Regions from separate parts of the Homo sapiens genome. Here region 1 is linked to region 2. The links are chromatin loops, found by intact Hi-C in ENCODE. Cell type or tissue: PC-3. All regions are shown on one strand. Links, peaks and the distances in the headings refer to the core of each region. The heading gives the core; the rest is flanking DNA.

The links. A loop is a pair of places that touch in the nucleus more often than their neighbours do. Peaks named below come from ENCODE experiments on the same cell type or tissue, not always from the same donor. Only the 100,000 strongest peaks of a DNase experiment are listed, where the experiment ranks them.
Region 1: it touches region 2 in a loop (6-fold over the local background); 1 of 110 quality-filtered maps calls a loop at or near these places.

Annotation. Positions count from the first base shown.
Region 1 is chr6:82,761,083-82,772,523 of GRCh38, reverse strand. No RefSeq gene overlaps it. Among named protein-coding and RNA genes, the nearest start is that of UBE3D, 300 kb to the left of the region's middle. In PC-3, for the core only: no CTCF peak of the experiment used is centred there; a DNase peak (open chromatin) is centred at 5,863; H3K27ac peaks cover 976 bases.
Region 2 is chr6:82,865,740-82,877,180 of GRCh38, reverse strand. No RefSeq gene overlaps it. Among named protein-coding and RNA genes, the nearest start is that of UBE3D, 190 kb to the left of the region's middle. In PC-3, for the core only: no CTCF peak of the experiment used is centred there; a DNase peak (open chromatin) is centred at 3,480; H3K27ac peaks cover 842 bases.

The sequences.
Region 1 (11,441 bases), core at 1,700-9,699, 100 kb after region 2:
AATAGACAAAGAAAACGTGATTTTGTACTATAATCCATGGATCTTTAATACATCCAACCAAAATGTGAAAATTAGTCTTGTCAGCTGGTAAAAATTCAATAAATTGTTTACTTTTCTGTATATGTAATAAAACCTTTTAAAAAGTCACTCAACTGTTTCATTCTTACATTACCAACTGAACAATCTGAATTTTTTCTCTTTTAATTAACCAAATTTTTTATTAAAATGACTTATTTACCATTGAGGTGAGCTAATTTGTTACCAGATAAAACATCAGCTTTGATATCCCACTATTTTTGCCCCTGTTTAGCTATATGATATTTGGGGCAATATCCATAATCCCTCTGAAGTTGATTTTCTTCATCTATAAAATGGGGCTAATAATGTCTTCCTTATAGCAATGTTCTAAGGATGAGAGACCCCCCAGCTCCCAGTATTGCTTCAGGCACATGGTAAATACACCATAATTGGTAGCTAGTATGATGATGATGATGATGATGATTGATGATGATGATGATAAAGCCTGTAGTCATGAAGGAAATGGAAGTGAAACAGGTGTAAAGTAGCACAAAAGCATTTTCATTTAGTTACCTAGAGAATATATTATGAATACTTACCTTCTGTTATAGTAGTAGTTTGAAGAATTATTACAAATATTCAGAACTACATTATGCTGGCTGTGTGGGGTCTCACATTAATCTTACTGCCCCAGACCTTGTATCTGATATTCCTGAGCTGTGATCTAGGCATCAGATGGCTTTGCACCAGGCCTTTTCTGGCTCCTCTTGGCATGGCTAGGACCATTCTTCATCGGCCTTAGCATCTCCTAAGCACTCTCACACTGAGAGGGACTGTACCCTATGTTGAGCCCATAGCTGGGCCTTTGTCAGAGGCTTTTCCAGGCTTGGGCTCTCATGGCCAGAGAGGAAGGCCTGGAACTATGGTTTTGCTCACCCTCTAACTTCAGATGCTCTCTGCTGTCTGGGCTTCTGTTGTGTGTCCACCCAATTGATGGGAGTTCAGTACCAGGACTGAAGGAGGGTACAAATCCTTCAAGCTCCTTTATACACTGTCCTTTAGATTGTGAGCTTTGGGGCCAGTTCTGTCTGGTCAGTTACTCTAGCTTCCATTTTTGCCCAAGTTAAAATACTCCATCCTTTCTATGTGTCCTTGATCCTCTCAGAAAATTTACTCACCTTTCAAGGCCCAGAGAAACCATTATCTTTTTTTGATATTCTGTCTGGCAATTGCAGGACAAGATTTTCATGCTTTTCTTTATGCCCTAGCTTACTTAGTTCATACTTCTCTGATAGCCTTTATCACTTGGTATAATTTATAGTTGCCTATGTAAGGATGGTGCATTTCTTGAAGGCAGGAAATGTCTACTTCATCTCTGTATACTAGTATCTACCAGAGATTAGCACATATTAACTGATTAGTAAATGCAGGATAAATAGAACTGATTTAAACATGTTATCATTTGACTTCAAAACAATTATTATAGTCAACACTAGGAAAATATAAGTTGTTTACATTTGGCTTTGGAATGTACAGGGCCAAAGGGAGGCTTATAACTGAATGTGGATGAGTATAGTATCCTGGGAATTTATTAATGAAGCTCTAAAGCATCTCAATTCTCTCAGTTCAACTCCCTATTGAAACTTCTGCTTCTCTCTGAAGCTGTTATATGGGTTTCATCTTTCCCTTTGTATCAATGGGGAAGGTAATTAAGTGTTTCAAAACCAAATTATGTTTCAAAGTTCTGTCTTTGTGCTGTGTCAGGATAAGGACAAAGGAGGAAATTAGTGACTTCCTTTAGTGACTTCTTGGTATCGTAGGAGGGCATTACAAATTTCTTGGCCTCTTTCTAGACCAGGCCTGTGCCCTGTTGGGCCTACCCCATCTTCACACCCTGAAGTTCCTTGTCCCTTACTCTCTTCCATTTAAAATTACTCCAGTTGTATTTCCATGATATCTATATTTTCATATTTCTACCTCAAGTGTTTTGTGACAAGGAGACTGTACCACCATACATGAAAGGAAATAGGCTGTGGAAAGGGCGTCAGATTGGGCAGCTTGAAATCTACTTGTGATTCTTCAATGTGTGATGTAAGCAAGTCGTTTAACCACCTGGAGCCTCAATTTCCCATCTGTAATAGGACAATCGAATCTGTCTCAGAGTGTCTAAAGATCAAATAAGTGAAACTTCCGGTACAATGGCTGGAAAATAGCAGCCATTCAATGAGTAGTGGAAGTTGTAATTACTATTATTATTATTTCTGTGCCTTTTGCTCTTTTCTCTAGTACTATGCGTATAGTTTCAACCCTAGTTATTTTCTTTTCTAAATTTTCTTTGACCTTTCACCCACTGTCCATTATCATATCTCTAGTTGTCCCACAAAATATGGATGTTACACTTAATCTAAAATCTAGCATTGAAATGATTTGCTATCTGGCCCCCTCAAAGTCGCTTCCACCTACTTTCCTCATTGCTCTCCAGAGCTCCTCCATCCTTCTAGTGTCCTCCCAAAGACATGGATCTTCTCTATTCTGTTTTCTACCTACACGTAGCTCTGAACAGTTCTTTGTCAGATTTGTCCCATTCTACAATTATCATCAAGTCCTAGCAATTATTTTCTTACATTTTAAATCATGCTAACAGCATGAAATAGTAGGCTTTCTGTCTTCTCTTTTCTTTGTAATTCATCCTACACACTGCTGCTGAAATCTTTCAAGGAGGAAGACTGATTTTATCACATCTCTGGGTAAATCAAGAATCTTCAAAAACTCTCGGTTCTATAATGCAAAGATCTTAACTTTTTGGCCTTGTCTTTATTTTCCAACAGTAACAAGAATCATTTACTCCCAATTAATAAGAGACAAGTTAGTATTTTCAAAAAGAACTATTACTCAACTGTAAAAGAAAAGCAAAACAAAAATAAATATGAGCATACATAGATTAACAGACTTTTTTTAAAAAAATATTTTAGGAAAACCATTATCTACTTTATTGATACAACCCTCAGGATTGGAGCTTTGAATTTCTTTCCTCACTCTCAACCCTCAGGTTGGCATGGCTTTTGGGCTGATAGAATTCTCTGTCCCTCTCAGAACCTTTTTCTGTTTTTTGTTTTCTATCTGGGTGTGGGCCCAAGGTTGTCGTCTCCTTAGATCCAGGCCTGGGTTACACGTCAGAGATGTATGGTGGATTCCCCTCCTAGACCTGACCAGCCTGTGTTGACCTCCTGTACGAAAAATATTCTAATCAGAATACCCTTGTCTCACTGTAACGTGATGGGCTGGGACAGTGCAATGAACACTGTCTTCTGGGGAATCTGTTGCCAGAACACGTCCGCTCCATTATCCTATTCCACAAAGTCCTTGCTTTGTAGGGGCTTTCCCATTCTTTCCTACATCCAGTCTGACTGATGGTTCTTGTTAGATAATTTGGTAAATAGAACTGATAGGCCCTGATCCCAATACTTGTACTCTTCTAGGCTCTGTTCAAATGCCATTCACTGCTTCACAGGTTCCCCTAATAGGCTCTCTTTGGGACATTGATGTTAAATAATTTAGTTCTTACAAGCTATGCTGATAACCCTGGGGAGGTCCTTTCGTTCTCTGTTCCTAAAAGCAATGGTGGTGACTTTCAATTTTTATTTGACCCTAATATGGGCAACTTAGTTCTTAGCAGCAGGTCAAGGCGGAGCTCACCTAGTCCACCTGATTCCTTTATCTGCTTCCTTCGCTTGAGCTACAGCTCTGATTTCTGTAACCTGCTGAGCCTTGTCCTGTTCTAGCTCCTGTACCTGCTGCTGGCTCTCAGATGTAGGTCTTCAGCAACAATTACTGAAAAAGAAAAATATGTTTCTCCAAAAAGAAAACAGTTTGCAAAGTTCTGCCCTGCCCAAATCACCAGGGTAATGGATTCCCACAGTGATGCTAAGTGTTTTCATTCAGAATGACTCAAGAGTCCAGGGATCAATCAAAGCTTCCAAACTGAACTTTTCTTTTCAATTCTTTTAAAGAAATAATTGCTGTGGAAGCACTCCCTTGCCATTTCAGAGAACAAGTTTGAATTGTGCTGAAGTCTCCACTAGGTTTCTTTACTTGAAATTCAAAAATGACTGTTTAGTTCAGTTTTAATGTCATTGGCTCTTTTTACTTGTTAGCTGCTTTTAACTTGAATCGGAATCCATAGTTTCTCAGCTTCCAGAATCCACGTGAGATTCAGGCTGAGCCACGCTCTTTGGCACAGCAATGCCCCCCCCACCCCCCATTTTCCCACTTTGCCCTTTCTCTCTTACACCCACTTTATCTCTTCCAGTTTTCTTTATGTATATAGGAGGTAAGCAAATTTGTCTTTTCTTTCCTCCACATTCCCGTTTTCTCAGTTCTTCCTGGCTATGGAAGATTTTTTTTCTCTAATCCTCCTCCGCCAGATCTATAAAACTTACTTTGTTCCAAATATGGCTTACAGCTGATATTTCCCGGGAAGAGAATAACCACAGCTAACTTCCTGTAGTGATGTGCAGTTCACAAAACACTTTTGCAAGGTATCAAATGAACTTCATGTGGCTCAGTTCACCCTTCTCCTTAGTGAGTCCTCAGAATGTCAATACTCAGCACTGTCGTAGCTTGCATGAAGATATATTACTTTGTGGGAGTTGTTTATGTCTTTGTGTACACTCAATCTTCCCACAAAAGTGGTAAATTTCTTGAACCATCATTATTTAATTACTTTAAGAAATACTAAGAGCTTCCACTAAATTAGAATTACCTCTTAATGGGTGTAGTTAAGGAAAGTCTAAGTAGCAACGAGCAGACAGTGACTCTGATGAGGATAGCGGGACACACTGGTGTGGGTGTGTGCTGCAGCGAGGAAAGAGGGCCGAGGCTGGCTTCAGGGACCCTGGCCCTTGGCCCACTCCCACCTCCTGATGCTGAAGCAATATCTGCAGAGCCAGACTGCAGCCTGAGGTGAAAGGGAATGTCAGTTACACTGATCCTGTCTTTATTGAGAATTTTAGTATTTTATTCATCATGACTTTTTTGCATTCATATGATTTTTTAAAATATTGCATTAAAATATTATTCATCTTGATTGTTGAATGTTTTGGCACCTCACTGGCCTCACTCTTGTCCCAGTCTTATGCTGAACCTCCATCGTCAAGCATGGGAGTCTTTTGCTTGTGTATCTGTGTGTCTGGGAGGGATGTGGGGTAGACATCCATTGACTTCAACAAGCATCTGAATCACCTGAAGGGCTGGTTAAAACATAGCTCGCTGGGCCCCGCCCACTCATTCAGCGAGTCGCTGGAGCCCCAGACTTTGGGTTTCTATCAAGTCCCAGGTGATGCTGCTGCTGCTGCTGTTACATATCCCACACTAAGAATCAATGACATGGAGATTCCTCTATCTGAGACTGTTCAGCATGGATAAGGTGGGTCCCTTTATTTAGCCTCTGGACAACTTTTTCTTTATTTTATGTGCATGTGTGTGAACATGTGCATGTGTGTGAATAACATAGTAATGAAACTGATTACATCTAATCTGAAGGTAATTCCCAACTTTTAGTATTTTATAATGACTTTTTTCAGGAAAAATTAATATTTATATTAACTAAGTCTCTGAAACAGCTCTATAATATTTGTTAAAGTGTAAAATTTGATAACTGTTTTTAAATGAATAGACTTCATTTTTTAATGCAGTTTTAAGTTCACAGAAAATTTGAATAGGAAGTACAGAGTTTCCATATACTACTACTCCCAACCCCTGAATAGTTTTCTCTATTACTAACATCTTGTATTAGTGTGGAACATTTGTTATAACCGATGACTCAATATCAATACTGATGCATTACTAATAACTGAAGTCCATAGTTTACATTAGGACTCACTCTGTGTTATACATTCTACAGGTGTTGACAAATATGTAATGACAATATCTGCCATTATATTATACAGAAGAATTTCACTGCCTTAAAAATCCTTTGTGCTCCACCTATTTATTCCCCTCTTTCCTCTACAAAACACCTAGCAAACACTGATCTTTTTTTTACTGTCTCTATTGTTTTGCCTTCTTCATAATGTTATATAGTTGGAACCACACAGGATGTAGCCTTTTCAAATTGGCTTCTTTCTTCTTTCACTTAACAGGGACCTGTGTGGTCCCCATACATTTCAGGTTCCTTCACATCTTTTTGTGGCTTGATAGCTCATTTCTTTTTATCACTGAATGATATTTCATGGTATGGATGCACCACAGTTTATTCACCTACTGAAGGACATTTTGGTTGCTTCTAAGTTTAGGCAGTTATGAAGAAAGCTGCTATAAGCATTTGTATGCAGGTTTTTGTGTTAACGTAAATTTTCATCTCATTTGGGTGAGTATCAAAATTTTAAATACAAGATGTTTTAAAAGTTTCCAGTGCTCTGTTTTTGATGGAGAAATGGTGGGCATGGGAATGGGGTCCTCAGACTGAGTACCACCACTACTACAATTACTTCTGCCCGCTACTATCTATTGAGTAAATGTGTTTATTCATGTAAAATGCTTAGACAAGGGCCTGGAAGTTGCAAGCAGTCAATAAAGGTTGTTGATGTTATCATCATCATCACCATTACTAGGTGACTGGACCTTGGGCTAGGGGATTTTTATACATTATCTCTTCTCCTCAAAAAAATTCACAAATTAGGGCTTCTTTTCCTGTTTTACATGTGGCGCTCTGAAGCTCAGTGAGGGTAACATGTCCAATGTCACACAGCTAGAGTGGGAGAGCCACGATATAACCTAGGCCTTTCTGACTTTTTAAATTTTAAAAATATTTCCATGAGAAGGGGAAGGAGTTTTACCAAAAATGTTAGAGAGAAATAAAAATATTAATAATTAAACAAACAGTGGAATTTTTAAAAAGGCATTATTGAAATACCAAGTAAAAGATTAATTTTATCAACTGTTGTAAAAAAAATCCATTGTGCTATAATTACATGCCATGATCATGGCTCTTATATTGTAAATAGTTCATTATGCATATTTATACAAATTACAAAATGAGTTCTAATTATTCTCATGATGTAAATAAGTAAGTGGCTAAATGCTGCCTAAGAAACATAATGGAATGACTTTTCAAGTATATTATTCTTATTAAAGCAAAGGAATTCCATATTACTGGAATTAAGTTTTGCCTAACCCAAAGCTTAGCATTCCAGGCATAGCCACAGTTTTCTAAGTTGCCTTGCCTGTCTCTACCATTTCATGAAATTAATACATTTCTTTACTATTTTTTCTCACCTCTCACAGTCTGGAGAACTCTGCCTTTAGGATAACATAGTAGCTAAATGCTTAGGCTCTAAAGGCATAAGCGTGTGGATCCAAATCCTATGTCTTCCCTGTATTCCCTGTGTCCTGAAATAGGCTTGTTATTTCTAGGCCTTGATTCTTTCATGTGTTGCAGTGATGATAAAGGTATCTAATTAATGCATTGTTGTAAGGATAAAATAATGCAACATGTAAGTAAACACACACACACACACACACACACACACACACACACACACACACTCTTAGCATGTGATTTGGAACATAGAGAGGAATTAATCCATGTTGCTAATATTATCAAGGCCAGGTTTTCATTGATGTTCTTTAAGTACAGAGTGAAAGATTCAATACCTTAGGAAATGGGAGTGAACATGTATGAAAAACAAGAAATATTCGATATCATTCTTGCAGGATAGACTGTCCACTGAGTAACCTTATTTTTTTCATTTATTCAATACTTTTAAACAAAAATATATTTTCAGATATTTTGCATAGCACTAGGGAGACAAAGAACAATAAGACACATCCCTGCCCTCAGAGAACTCATATTCTGGAGAAGGAAGATAGACATGTAAATATATAAACTCACAAACAATACCATGAGTGCCATAACAGGGCTATAAACACTGGGATGCCAGATATTTTTTGTCTCCAGTGTTAGTAAAGGATGTAAGAGCAATTAAACCTGCTTATAGTCACCTGATAGGGACCTGCAGCTGAATTCCAGTCAATGCAAAATGAAGCTTTAAGGGGGTAGAGCCAATACTCTACCTATATAAACTTTGTGCCTCTGTCTGAAAATCCAGCTGGGAATGTGAATACAGAAGCTGTAACGCTGATGTACATAAAATGGTGTTAAACCTGATCTGGGCATGGCACGACTCTAATTTTGGTTGCTGATATCACTCACCAGAAAAGAGCATGTACCAAAACTACGTTTTATGCCTTTGGGACCTCGCTTCCAACCTTCATTAACCAAAAGAGCCAAATGGCCGGGCGCGGTGGCTCACGCCTGTAATCCCAGCACTTTGGGAGGCCGAGGTGGGCAGATCAGGAGGTCAGGAGTTCGAGACCAGCCTGGCCAATATGGTGAAACACTGTCTGTACTAAAAAATACAAAAATTAGCCAGGGGTGGCGGCAGGTGCCTGTAGTCCCAGCTACTCAGGAGGCTGAGGCAGGAGAATCACTTGAACCCAGGAGGTGGAGGCTGCAGTGAGCAGAGACCACTCCACTGCACTCCAGCCTGGGCGACAAAGGAAAAAAGGAAAATAAAAAGGAGCCAAATGACTCCTGGCTACCTTGAAACACAGCCTAATAACTTCATGTAGAAATGAGAAGATGCTAAAGCCCCACAGGCCAATTGTGAAAGATTCTGATATGGATGCAGACTCTCCTGTGAATTTCCTGGGGGTCATTTTGCTGTCTTACTCACCTTTGCATCCCTCCGGTCCTTGGCAAAGGTCCTGTCACAGAGATGCTCATCAAAAGTTTGTTCAATCTAAGTGAACTGAATTACTAGAATTTAAAGACTGGCAAAATAGTGACTTTTCCTATAAAGAAATTACAAGTAAAACACGAGAGGCTTATGATACAGAAATAGGAATCAACGCCCCTATAATTCAGTATTTTAAAGGGCTGTAAAGTAATGCTCTAGAACACCCCTTTTTGTTTGCTAATATATTTATTAATAATAAATATAATTAATAAATTATAGTAAATAATACTATGCTCTCCTTTTTATAGGAATACAATGCTAACAACTCTTTCTTTATAGGGAAAATGTTTTTATTTCTTCCAGAATTGATGCATAAGTGGATTGTTCAATTATTCACTTCCTTGACCAGTTCTGCTTCTTTTTACAATGAATTTGTTATTTTAATTTTTAAATTATAAAAAATGCAAAATTAATACTTACCCAAAACAGATGTGAAAATAAAAAATGAAACTCTTTCCCTTCCTCCACCTACTGCTCCTGATTCTGATCTTTCAGAGTACGTCCTTCCAGTCGTCTTCCTATACATGTATAAATGTATTTTCCTAATGCATATATTTATGTCTATTAATATATAATGTTTTAACCCTGAAGTGACATATTATATATATTTTCTTAGGATTCAGTCTCTGTACAGAAGTTTTATATAATTATACACTTATTTCTATGTTTATTTATCGTTTATTTTCCTTGCCAGCATGTAAACTGCATAAGAACTGTTATCCTTCAATATGCACCTAATACTTAACACAGCGCTAGGCATATGATAGGCCCTTGATTAATATTGAGTAAATAAATTAACAAATAAATGAAAACATTTCCACCGACGTCACATTATGGACATCCTTCCATGAGGGCCCTGACATCCTCTTTTGTCTTTCCAGCATCCACACAGGACTCCATTGCATGGATACCTTATGAACTATTGGAGGATATACTACTAATTCTCTGTTAGGGAGGCCCACCTTCATTTTAAGCTAGTCTTTTATAAAAAAAATTAAGTTTTATCTAGGCATAGTGAAAGTATCCAAACCATAAGAAAAATATATGAAAAGAAAAATAATAGTTCTGTCTTCCTACCTCTAATTCCACTTCCCAAAGAAAACACTAGTACCAGTTTTAACTATTTCTATTTTATGTCCACTGGCACTTTTCTTTATAATTTAAATAAAACATTTATGATTCATAACTTATAATTCATAATTTGGATGGTACCTTTCACATCTTAACTATGAAAAGTAAGGAATTTAGTACACAATCCCTCAACCACAACCTCTTCAATTTCTTGCTTTTAACAAAAGTTTTATTCTTATTTTTTATGGTCAAAGTTTATAACATTTAGAATGTAATCTTCAGCTAGAATTCAGCATTCCCTGATTTATCTGTAGAACGACTCTGAAAGTTTAAACCCAAATTAAAATAACATTCAAAGTATTAAAAAATTTATTCCCAAAATCAAATTTATTTTGTTTTTAAATAAACCACCATAGTACTCCTTCTGAAATCTAACTACTGGGAAAAAAGAACATCTCAATTGCACTTTCAGTTTCTTTTCTTCTTTTAGGTATTACTCGGTTGCCATGGTTGCTTGTATCTCAAGTCATATTCTTTCTTGCATTCCTTTTTAGTTTTGCTGAAATTTTTTTTTCCCAGGGAAATAGTTTTCTTATGGGATGCATGTGTGTAAACTTTCTGAATCCATACATGGCTGAAATTATCTTTATTTTATTCTTATAATATTTGATAGTTGAGATGTACACATGCATATATATATGTATATTTATAGATGTATACAACTCTGGGTTGAAAATTATTTTTCCTTGGGCTTTGAAGGTGTTGCATCTTGGTAGTCTAGTGTGCAGTGTTGTTGATGGCCTGTTGCCAGTTTGTTTCTCATTTCTTTGTAGTTAAGTGTGAGTCTTTAAAATTTATTTTTAGCAAAGTGGTACATGAGTCCTTTCAAGTTGCTATTGCTGTTTTCTGATTAAAGAGTCAAATAGCTCTAACAAGCTTATTAAATAACATGTTTTACTGACACTTTCTTCTTTCTTCCTTTAAAACTTTTTTTTCTTCCTTCCTTCCTTTCTTTCTTCTTCCTTTCTTCCTTCTTCTTTTTTCTTTTTTTGATTGAAGTGTTATCTATTGACCTTCCATTGTGGAGATTGAAGATGTAGCCTTTTTTCATTCTTCTGCAAGTAGCCTTCAATTCCTTCTATCCTTTTGACGAACTTTTACTTAATTTTGGTTAGATCAATATTATATTTTAATGATTGGATCATGTAAACTTTATTCAAAGCTCTCTTACACCTCTTTTTGCTCTCCCTGGAATTATTTGTTTTAGTTTCAAAATATATACTTATCATTAATTTATACCCAGACTCTGTCAGTTGTTTAAATATCCTTTTGATATATTTGAGCACATCTGGTATGCTATCAATTTTGTCTTTCTGGAAAACTCTGTACTGGAAGTTTCTGAACTTTTCCAACTTGGATCTGTTTATTCCTAGGCTTCCCACACAGCTATCATCCTAGGGTCTCCTTTCACCATCATTTGGTGAATTTCCTTACCCACTTGGGTTGAATTCCCTGTTCTAGAATCCCATATATTGTATCTTGTTTCACTTACTC
Region 2 (11,441 bases), core at 1,583-9,582:
AGAGTAGGAACCAACAGAATAAAAGACAGCAAAAACAGACCTGCAAATACTTTGGATATCAGAACTATCAAAGAAATGATAAAATAACCAGGCTTCCTCTTTTTAAAGACATGTAAAACTCTAAATACTGCAAAAGACACTAAGAGAGCTTAGAAAAATGAATCTATAGAGTTTTCAAAGATTTGAGCCTCTTCACAAAACACAGGTAGACAATAAGTAGAAATTATTGTTTATAGAGCTGTGGATAAGCTAGGTTGGCTTTAGTCAAAAGTGCATTCTAATTTTTGTCCTTCTTGATTTAAAAAGTAGAGATCTTATGATAAATATTACTCAGTGCTATTTTAAAAAGAAGTGTAAATACAGCTGTTCCTCATTTACTATGCCTCACTAAAAAATAAAATTAATTGGGTCTACCATTTATTAGCTAGTTGCCATTGGACAAATTACTTAGTAACATTAGTCTAAGTTTTCTGTGAAATGAAGATAAGAATAGCATTGACTTCATTTTTAGTAAAATGAGGATGGGGATAGTATTGACTTCCTAGGAGTATTGTGAAGAGTAAACAAGATGATGCATGTCAAATGCCCAGCACACTTGGCTTATAGTAATTGATCAATATAATATGGCTTTTTTTTTTTTTGGAAAAAAAAAGGAAAATGTGATGTTTTAAAGATGACTAATTATGGGCAACTATTTGCTTGATAAAATTATACACTATGGTGTTCCTTTAAAATGAGGTATATTAACCCACATTGATTAAAACAATCTTTTACTCCTGGACAGAAAAGTCTGCCATGGAGGCAGAGAGGAGAGCCAGTGGGGCCCATTGTTTACAGGTGTTTACCTTGTCAGGTCATTATATTCTTCCAGTTCCATTTCCTTCTCATGTCTCGCTTTTCACTTCCCTTCAATTCTCATGTCTTTCCACTCAGTGAACATATAAACAGTTGGACAATCTTTAGCAAAATAACACTTAAAACATGTGAAAACTATTTTATTACCTCTTCTTTGTTGATCAAGTTGAATACATCAGCTCCTTTAAACTTTTTGCTTGGCCAGTTTTCCAAACCTTTAATCATCACTATTTTAGAACCTACGAGAGTTTTATCATATGCCATTTAAGTGTGGAGCCCAAGGAAGACATTCATTCAGTGATGGTCTGACTAATGCTGACTCATCTGGAAGGTGAGTGTCCTGCTCCTACTTATGTTTCCTAGGATAGTATTGTGCCCGATGTTATTCTTTCAGGGGTTGGCAACTGAAAGAATTTGGCCTGTAGGCCAAGTCCACCCACTGCCTGTTTTGGTAAATATTTGAGTGTTATTAGAACACAGCTACCTGTATTCATTTAAGTATTGTCTGTATCTACTTTTGTGCTGCAACTGCAGAATTCAGTAAGGTCTCTTGTGACAGAGACCTTACGACTCAGCAAAGCCTAAACTCTGGCCCTGTGATCACTGAGTGTCAACTTGATGGGACTGAAGGATACAAAGTATTGATCCTGTGTGCGTCTGTGGGGGTGTTGCCAAAGGAGATTAACAATTGAATCAGTGGGCTGGGGAAGGCAGACCCACCCTTAATCTGGTGGGCACCCTCTAGTCAGCTGCCAGCGAATATAAAGCAGGCAGAAAAACATGAAGAGGGAGACTGGCCTAGTCTCCCAGCCTACATCTTTCTCACATGCTGGATGCTTCCTGTCCTCGAACATCGGACTCCAAGTTCTTCAGTTTTGAGACTTGGACTGGCTCTCCTTGCTCCTCAAGCTTGCAGACAACCTATTGTGGGATCTTGTGACTGCGTACATTAATACTTAATAAACTTCCCTTTATATATTACATTTATACTATTAGGTTCTGTCCCTCTAGAGAACCCTGACCAATACAGGACCTTTGCAGAAAATGTTTGCCAACTCCTGCTTGAAAATGTTACTCTGCTCGTGAGCCATATTTACCCTGAATACCTTCTCTCCAGCCTCATCTGTCTCTCTCTCCTTGCTCTCATCTCTCTACCACCTCATATCTTTCTTCAATCTCTCTTGTCCACTACGCTGAAGCCACACCTGCCTCCTTTCAGTTCCAGGAAAACACCAAGACCTTTCTTGCCCAGGGACTCAGCACAGGCTATTCACTCTGTCTAGACAGCCCTCTCTGTCTGGAACAGTCTTCTTTCAAAAGCGGATTGCTTCTCATTGCTTTCCAGCTCATATCTCAGAGAGGTTTCCCTAACCACTCTACTCTGAATAGTTCTTTCTCTCACATATCAATTATTCTTTTCCACATTACTCTGCTTTTTCCCTTCAAAACACTTATCACAACTGGAAGTTTTTTATTTATTTCCTTGTTTAAGGCCCCTGTCCCCCCTTGTTCTGTGAGTTCCCCGAGTGAGAAACAATGTCTGTTTTGTTCACCACTCTATCCCCAGAGCAGAGCACATAATATGTGCTCAATAATAAATTGCTGAATAGATGAACAAATAAGAGGCAAATTTGCACGTATAATGACCTTCCTTTTATTTTGTAATTTGGATTTTCTCTTTAAATGTAAGTACTCCACTTTGATAATGTTTGTTATATTTTCTCTCCTTTGCTCCAAATTATCAAGGTCCTGTGGTATTTAAGGTTTTTTTTTCTCTCCTTCATGGTAATTTTTCTCCCAGTGTGATGCCATTTGCAAACTTAATGAATACTATTTGGTTATTTATGTGGTTAGGAGCAGAATGAGGAAGACAGGTTGTACTGACTGCTCTGTTACATTTGGGACATTTCAGTAATAGGAACACTGAATCTTCACAGAGAAAGCCTCAGCTCATTCCTGAATGAGATGCTGAAAATAATGTATTAGAATATTAATGAATACCTCATAAATTGTTTAATGTTGGTTTCTGGAATATTTGTACATTGATGCCAGTATACATTTTGATTTCTAGAAAAGCATTCCCATAAGCCAAAATTGATTATACTTACATGCTTTAATTACAAAAATTTTCTGCAGTAAATATCTCTTCACAGTAAAATGAGATACACTAGAGAAAATTGGAATTCTTAAGCAGTGTAACAATTATGGCTCTGATTAAACTCCGTCTCTGCTTTGCAGTGATGGTCCGGCCAAAATGAAAGTTTTTCTGTTGCTGGCTCCACTGTACACATCTCCTCACCTAACACCCATCAGAACAGCCCCCGAGGCAAAATCCAACAGCTCCTTAACAACTCAAGAACACTATACAGAACTTAGAAAACGTAGTTAGGGCCAGTAATTCTCAGAGTGTGGTTCCCAGACCAGTAGCAGCATCACTGGGAACTTGTTATAAATGCTAATTCCTGGGCCCCACCCCACCCTACTGAATTAGGAACTTGGTGGGCTGTGTTAGAGAAAAGCTGTACCATGACCCTTGTTAAAGATGGTAAGACAGACATTATTCAAAGGAAGGTACTACAACAGGGTTTTGTAATAGGAGAGAGATTGGGCTCAACTCCGAATACAATAAGGATGAGTGGGAATTTATAGCTGTATTAGTCAGGGTTCTCTAGAGAGACAGGACTAATAGCATAGATGTATATATGAAAAGGAGTTTATTAAGGAGTATTGACTCACACAATCACAAGGTGAAGTCCCACAATGGGACGTCTGCAAAAAGGAGCAAGGAAGTCCCAAAACCTCAAAAGTAGGGAAGCTGACACTGCAGCCTTCAGTCTGTGGCTGAAGGCCTGAGAGCCCCTGGAAAACCACTGATGTAGGTCCAAGAGTCCAAAAGCTGAAGAACTTGGAGTCCAATGTTCAAGGGCAGGAAGCATCTAGCATGGGAGAAAGATGGAGGCCAGAAGACTCAGCCAGTCTAGTCCTTCCACGTTCCTCTGCCTGCTTTTCTTCTAGCGGTGCTGGCAGCTGATTAGATGGTGCTCACCCAGATAAAGGGTGGGTCTGCATCTCTCAGTTCATTGACTCAAATGTTTATCTCCTTTGGCAATACCCTCACAGATACACTCAGGAACAATACTTTGTATCCTTCAATCCAATCAAGTTGACATTCAATATTAACCATCACAGTAGCTAAGGAGCAGGAAGGGATCAGAGGATGGGAACTTACTTGAGGAAACATCACGAATAGGGGAAATTCTGGCTAAAGGGACCTAAGAGGATTCTTGCAGAAGGCAGGCCAGGGTGATCAGACATCACCTAGGCGATGGTGGATGATCAGATATTCAGGGTAATTGTATCTGGAGGGTGGAGAATTCTAGTTAAACTGATTTAGTAGGATTCTTGCTAACATGGACAATGCAGAAACAAACACAGAAGCTTAAAAGCCAGGGTCTCATTGAGAAGAGAGTTCAGAGGAGGCTGACTGGAATTTGGTGAAACAGAGAATCTTTGTCAGGTGCTGGAGAGGCAAGGAGAAAGGAAGTCAGCGATCTGTGTTGTAACAAGCCCACCAGAAGAATCTAATACAGGTGAACTACTGAAGTAGGCAGAAAAAATTTATTCCAGGTGGTGTTTAGGTAGAAAATCTGTGTTTTAACTCACTTATGTAAAACACAGAGGTCCCCTAGCTACGTATGCTAAGGAGTGAAGCTTTCCAACTGGGTCCATTCTCTTCTGATACCTACTAAGGCATTGTTTCTGGGATGAGTCTCCAAAAGTCAGCAAATTTCTTCTCTGGTCTGGAGGGCTTTTCTTCAGGTAGGTTTTACACACACTTCTCCTGACTCAGATGTGAGTAATAATTGGGCCAGGACCTTTCTTCTCTGCAGTCTACATTACACACTTACTTGCCAGAACTTTGACTTTCCCCACTTTTTTTTTCATTAAAATTGACCTTGGACTCTCCCTTGTTAGACTTGCTCTACCTTGCGGGCTGAAATGGAAAAGAGATTTTTACATCTGAGTAGTCATTCATTAACTTGAGCATGCAGGATCACTGGATGCCTGTTAAAACAATTGCTGACCTCCCTTGATCACCACCAAGTTTTTTGATTCAGTAGGTCTGGAGTAGGTTCAAGGATCTGTATTTGCATAAATTCCCAGGTGATGCTGATGTTGCTGGTCTGGGGACCACAGTTTGAGAACTACTGTTATGGAAGAGTGAAAATTAATTTAATTCACCAAACAGTACTCAAAGTTTTTAAAACAAATGTGTGTTTACTAGGTATGTTAGTCCGTTCTCATGCTGCTAATAAGGCCATACCGAAGACTGGGTAATTTATAAAGTAAAGAGGTTTAATTGACTCACAGTTCCACCTGGCTGGGGAGGACTTGGGAAACTACAATCATGGCAGAAGGGGAAGCAAACATGTCCTTCTGTCCTTCTTCACATGGTGGCAGCAAGGAGAAGTGCTGAGCGAAGAGTGGGGAAAGCCCCTTATAAAACTGTCAGATCTCATAGGAACACACTCAGGATCATGAGAACAGCATGGTGGTAACTGCCCCCATGATTCAATTACCTCCCACTGGGTCCCTCCCATGTCACAGGGATTATGAGAACTATTGTTCAAAATGAGATTTGGGTGGGGACACAGCCAGATCATATCTCTGGGTACTTGTCCAAAGCATATCCTAACTGGGAGGATTTTAATTTTTTAATGCTTTTTTTTTCAACTTCATATTAGCCAATATGGTAAGGAGCTGATGGTATGCTACAATTCACAGGCCCCAGGTACAGAAAGCTGTACCTGAGAGATTGGATATCTCTTTCCAATTCTGTTCAGCGACATCATGTTTGTAGCTTGAAATCATCCATGGCAGCAGTATCTATATCATGGAAATCAGGCAAGCATTATAGATCAGGGTTTCTCTCCCACTCTCCCAAACTGATTGTTTAACATTTACCAGCACACTACTGGGAAGAACCATAAATAATGAGCATACAGGGTAAGATCTGAAATTTCCTTGCAGTAGTATAGACGTGAATTAGACAAGGGTTGGGAAATGAAATTTGTAAATGTATATGTCTTCCAAAAAAATGTGAAAAGGAATGATGAGGTCAAAAAGGTATTTAGCAATTGCTTAGGGTAAGTTGAGAGGCCAGAAAAGTGTACTCTTTAAGTGATGGGCTTTGGAGTTAGATACACCTGGGATGGAGTCTGACTCCATCGCTTATTGTCACTTATTGTATGTGATCTTGAGTAGGGTGCCTGACCTCTCCTGATTTTAATTTCCTCATTTGTAAAATAGAAATAATGTGTTGTTATGAGGCTTACATAAGACAAGTATTTTTAAATCTGGCATGATGCCAAACATACTTGTTACCTTAATTCAGGCAATGTTAATTATTATTACTATTTTTAAAAATTAAGTATAGAGGTTGCCAACATTCTGTAAACAAATATTTACTCAGCACCTTTTATGCACCCAATACTCTGTAGACACCATTACTAAGTTGTGGTTACTACAGTCCAGGAGTTTACAATGTAATGATGCCATCACATTTTCTATCAGCCTGCAATAAAAGAGAACTGAAATGTATTTGTTTAGGTGTGTATGCTAACTTTGAAGTATAAATATTGACAGAAAAGGAAATAGACCCAAAAGAATTAATAGGATTATAAACTAAAAGGAACAGAGGCTATGAAATATAATGTGAAACGATTGCTCTTTCTGATCATGCTTTGGCAATAACAAAAAATTTCTCAGGCACTAGGATACTTTGCAAAGAATACATAGAGGATTAAAAAATCTCATTTGAACAAGAGAAAATGTTAACATATGATTTAAAATGATTAAAAGCAAGAACGTTTTGTCACTTTTCAGTATAATATAGAATAGTGCAACATACAATATGAAATGGAGAATATTAATTGGCTTACACAATTAAAGCACTATTTGAAATATAATTCTATAACAAGGGGACTATTCATTTGGTTTTTCATGATTCCTACCAAAACATTTACTGAAATTTTTATGTATCTAGAGTTGACAATGGAGGATTTTTAACTTATACTTTTATAAAGATATAAAAATAATTCATTCAGAATCAATTTACTCCCTGTATAGAGAGTAATATATATTGCTATACCTTTTTAAAAATGTAAATATATATGATACCTACATATGCTATTGAATGGAGTTCTGATGTCAATATCATGTTCTTTTTCATTAAACATTGGACAATCATTCTTATGCAGATATCCAAGGGAAGGGTCTCTGTTTTGGATTCCTCCTCTCCACGTGTTGTCCAAATTCAGCTTGTTTTCTTTCCCATTTACATCCTGTGATCACTTCTTGTCTCACTTGATTCTGGCAGAAGAGGGTAGGCTTGTGTTAAAACCACCTAGATTTTGTCACATATATGCTATGTGATTTTGGGCAACTTGTTTGAACCTCAATTTCATCTTCTGTGTGATGGCTAAAATAATAGTTCAATTTTATAGGGTTGGTTGTGGAAATTAAGACAACACATGTAAAATACTTTGCATTCTGCCCAACACATGGTAAACACTCATTAAATAGTGGTGGGTTTTGTTTTCTCTTTCCTTTCAGGGTTCTTCTACTAGTTACAACTTGTTTTCAGTCAATGAATATGCAAATGAAAACTGTTCATTGTAAGCATAGTGTTTATAGAGGTTCTTCCTTCACTATGCTTTGCAAAATGCTGGCTGCCTGCCTTACTAGAAAACTATAACTTGAAAATTTGTCTCTTGCTGTTGTTAAACTCTATTTTGTAGCTTTCTGTCTAATCTGAGTATTCTCTGGCTGGGTATTATGGCCTGTCCTGGATTCTCCATTTAGATGGTAGGAGTTTTTTCTTGCTAAGAAATTTCTCTTCCTTTGGGCCTTACATAATAATGGACGTCCTCTGGGCATGGTGGCTCATGCCTGTAATCCTAGCACTTTGGGAGGCTGAGGAGGGAGGATTGCTTGAGCCCAGGAGTTTGAGACCAGCCTGGGCTATAGCAAGACCTCTCCTCAACAACAAATAAAAAATAAAAAAATAAAAAAATAGATGCCCATTGCAGAACATAGGTTCTAACACTTCCTGAATAACCACATTAAATATCCTCTCTGTATTCCAGAAGCACTAGGGGAAAGAAATGGATCCAAAGGCTTTAAAAACTAAAATATATATTCCTAGTTGCAGAAGTATTTAATGGAGATGAGGCTTGGGGTGGATGGAGGCAAAGAAATTTAAGTCAAAGCAACAAAAATTGAAGTGGAAAAGAAAAGTTTAGATAATGTCAAGAAGAAGAGAAGACAGAGAAGTTCAAGCAACAATAAAGGCCTCATCCCCAGAGTGCACAAGGGACAGAGAAAAGTGGGCAGTGATTTAAAGAGAGAAAAAGAAAAAATGAAGATGGTGTCAGGAATGGTTTCAAAAGAAAGAAATACAGAGGATTTGGGGGTCTGAAGGAAACAAAGGAATGAGCTGTAGATGTCAGGCCCTTTGACTGAGGTACAGACAGAATGTGGCTCCTTGTCCTTATGAGGGGACAGTTTTAAAAAACTACATATATACTTTCTCTTTTGCAGTTCCTCCCACTGTTCTGGAGAACATTCTTTGCCTTGGGGATGCTGAAGATTGTTATAGCAGAAATACAAAGTGGGAGGGGGTGTGTGTTGAGGCAAGGGTTGGGGAGAACAAGATAAAAAGAAAAGCAACAGACTTAAAATTAGCTCCTGAAATCCAAAATAAGATTTTGCAAGAAGACACAGCTCTTAAAAACCAGACTTTTTTTTAAGGCAAAGAAATTCTCTGATTCTTGTATTTATCACTCATGTGTTAAGGCCTAATGGACCTTGACCATCAAGATACATTTGATTGAAGTCCCAGAATGGAAGAAGGGTTTGAGTTGAGCTCCTATAAGAAATCCTGGGTCATGTGTGACCAAATGGGACAGAGAAATTTCTACCTGCTCCTAAGGAGGGATACAAGGGGCATGGTCAGGTTGTATCACTGGTGTGGGCAGAACTGACCCTGTGGCCAAAGACAGAGGGGGACAATCTGGACCAGGAATTGAATGGCCAATATTAACAGACCTCTGAGGTTCTGCGGATTGACAGGAGCCAGGGCAGACCTGTCTCAGCAGCTGGGCCCTAGCCTGACAAGATGAGAGACAACAGCTGGCAAGTGTACCAGACCCCTTCACAGCCACGAAACAAGTCAGGATGGTTGCCCAAACCTTAGGCTGCTTTCTGAGTGACGAGAAAAAGAATGGTGGCTGAGAAGAATGGCCAAGGCAGTAGAGCAAAATTCTTTGTAATAATATGTTTTGTAAAGACCAGAGGTGAAATTAACTGGTAGGTGTTTGTTTTACCAAAATCAGTTTTCCAGATTTTTACGGTGTATCGGTCCGTTATCACATTGCTATAAAGAACTACCTGAGACTGGGTAGTTTATAAAGAAGACAGGTTTCATTGACTCACGGTTCCACAAACTCTACAGGAGACATGGCTGGGGAGGCCTCAGGAAACTTACAATCATGGAAAGAAGGGTGAAGGGGAAGCAAGCACGTCTTCATACGGTGACAGGAGAGAGAGAGAGAAAGAGAGAAAGAGAGAGAGAGCAAGAGTGAGCAAAGGGGGAAGTGTTACACACGTTCAAACAACCAGATCTTATGAGAACTCTATCATAAGACAGCACTAGGGGGATGGCACTAAACCATTAGAAATCACCCCAATGATCCAATCACCTTCCACCAGGCCCCACCTCCAATACCTGGGATCACAATTGAACATGAAATTTGGGTGGGGACACTGAGCCAAACCATATTATACAGGAATTGTGCTTCAGTGATAAATATGTGAAAATACAGAGTGCATGATAGGTCAGATCCAGCCAGTGTAGCACAAAAAAAAAAAAAGAGTTAATTTCAGAGTACATGATAAGAGGGAGTTATACAGCTTATCTGTAACATGCAGATCAAGAAAAGGCATTGACTATTTAAAGCAAGACATATTAATGTATTTGTCTCTTTATAACCAGGCAAAGATGTGGCATGGCATCACTTAAGCATACGGGTATTTGAGAACCATGAATCCAAACCCCATCCCACCTCATTCCACCTGCACGCTAGAGCAGCATTGCCATGATGAGAACATTGCTGGGGGAAAATGTAAGTGATGGGGGAAATCCATTAAGCAAGGCCACTCATGGAACGTTTACTGGGGATTCTTCTGAAAAACATGTTTACATCAAATCTGAAGGTGAAGAGAGAGGAACAAGAAAAGGGGAGAGCAACGTGAAGATGGAATAAGCCAGAGCGTATGTAGACATGTTCGTGGTGAAAGCAAGAGAAGGGTTGGCTTAACAACCATCCTGCCCAGTTCAGTTTTATCTGCTAATGAGAAGAAAAATGAGCATCAGTGAAGGAGAGGAAATTTATTCACACATGGGATCTCTCTGTGTTCTTCTTTGAGGGGCACAAGAGCTCTGGGGCTTTGATTGATCCGTCTGCTAGAACTGCCTAAAAAAACAAAAAAAAAAATGGAAAGAACTGAAAAGAAGAAAAAACACAACAGGAACCGCTGAGTCTGTGAATTACTTGATGCCCTGGGCAGAGATGGGCACCTTGCTGCTTCTGGTCACTGCAGGGCTGTTGGAATTCAACAGTCATCAGCTGTTTCCTGTTCACTGGACTGGATACAAGACAGATTCAGGAAAGGGTTAGCTGCCCACCCAATCTAAGACTCTTGGAGGCGAACACTCAGCTCATCTGGGCAGTAACTTTCCATGAGGGCAGCTGGAGTTTATTTGGTTTTATTTGCTTTTTCACCAAATATATTTTGTGGGCCATATTTCTAGGAGGGATGGGATTTGGTGGATACCCAAGCACAACATATATTTATTTTGTGTTAAACTAGAATAATGTGTTATACAAAGAGGTATTAAACTATAATAAAAATGGCCTTGATTTAACTTTTAAGCCAAACATTTGCAATTTGAAGTAACTAGTAGTTAGGAGAATGACATCTGGTACTTTTGCAGGCATGTTTCAAGAAAATTTATATTCTATGAATCTAAACTTATATTAATGTCAATTTATTCATTGACTTTTAATGAACTTTGTTAGCCCAGTTACAAATAGTAGCCTTCTCTCACCTTGCTAATTGAAAAAGGGAGGCAGAAAGAGGGTAAATTACCTCCTCTGGACTAGTGGCTTAGTGGCACAATTAGGATAGGAACACAGAGACACTGATCTGATCGCAGGGATCTGACATTTGCGGCACAGCAGAAGCTATGTTGCAATTTCCAACTCCTGTTTGCTGTAATTGATTCCTGGAGAAATCTGTGACTTTAAGGACATGATGTTGCTTTCATGAATAATATTTACCAGATTATTTATTCATGAGTTATAGATTATTTACAGACCATAATTGTGAATACAGCCATTGGAGCTGATCATGCCATGGTGATTAGGATTACATTAACATGTGGGATGATGGAATAAAAGCAAGCAATTTTATCAACAGAAGAGGATGCCAAAGCTGAACTGATCATACGGATAGCTTCTAAA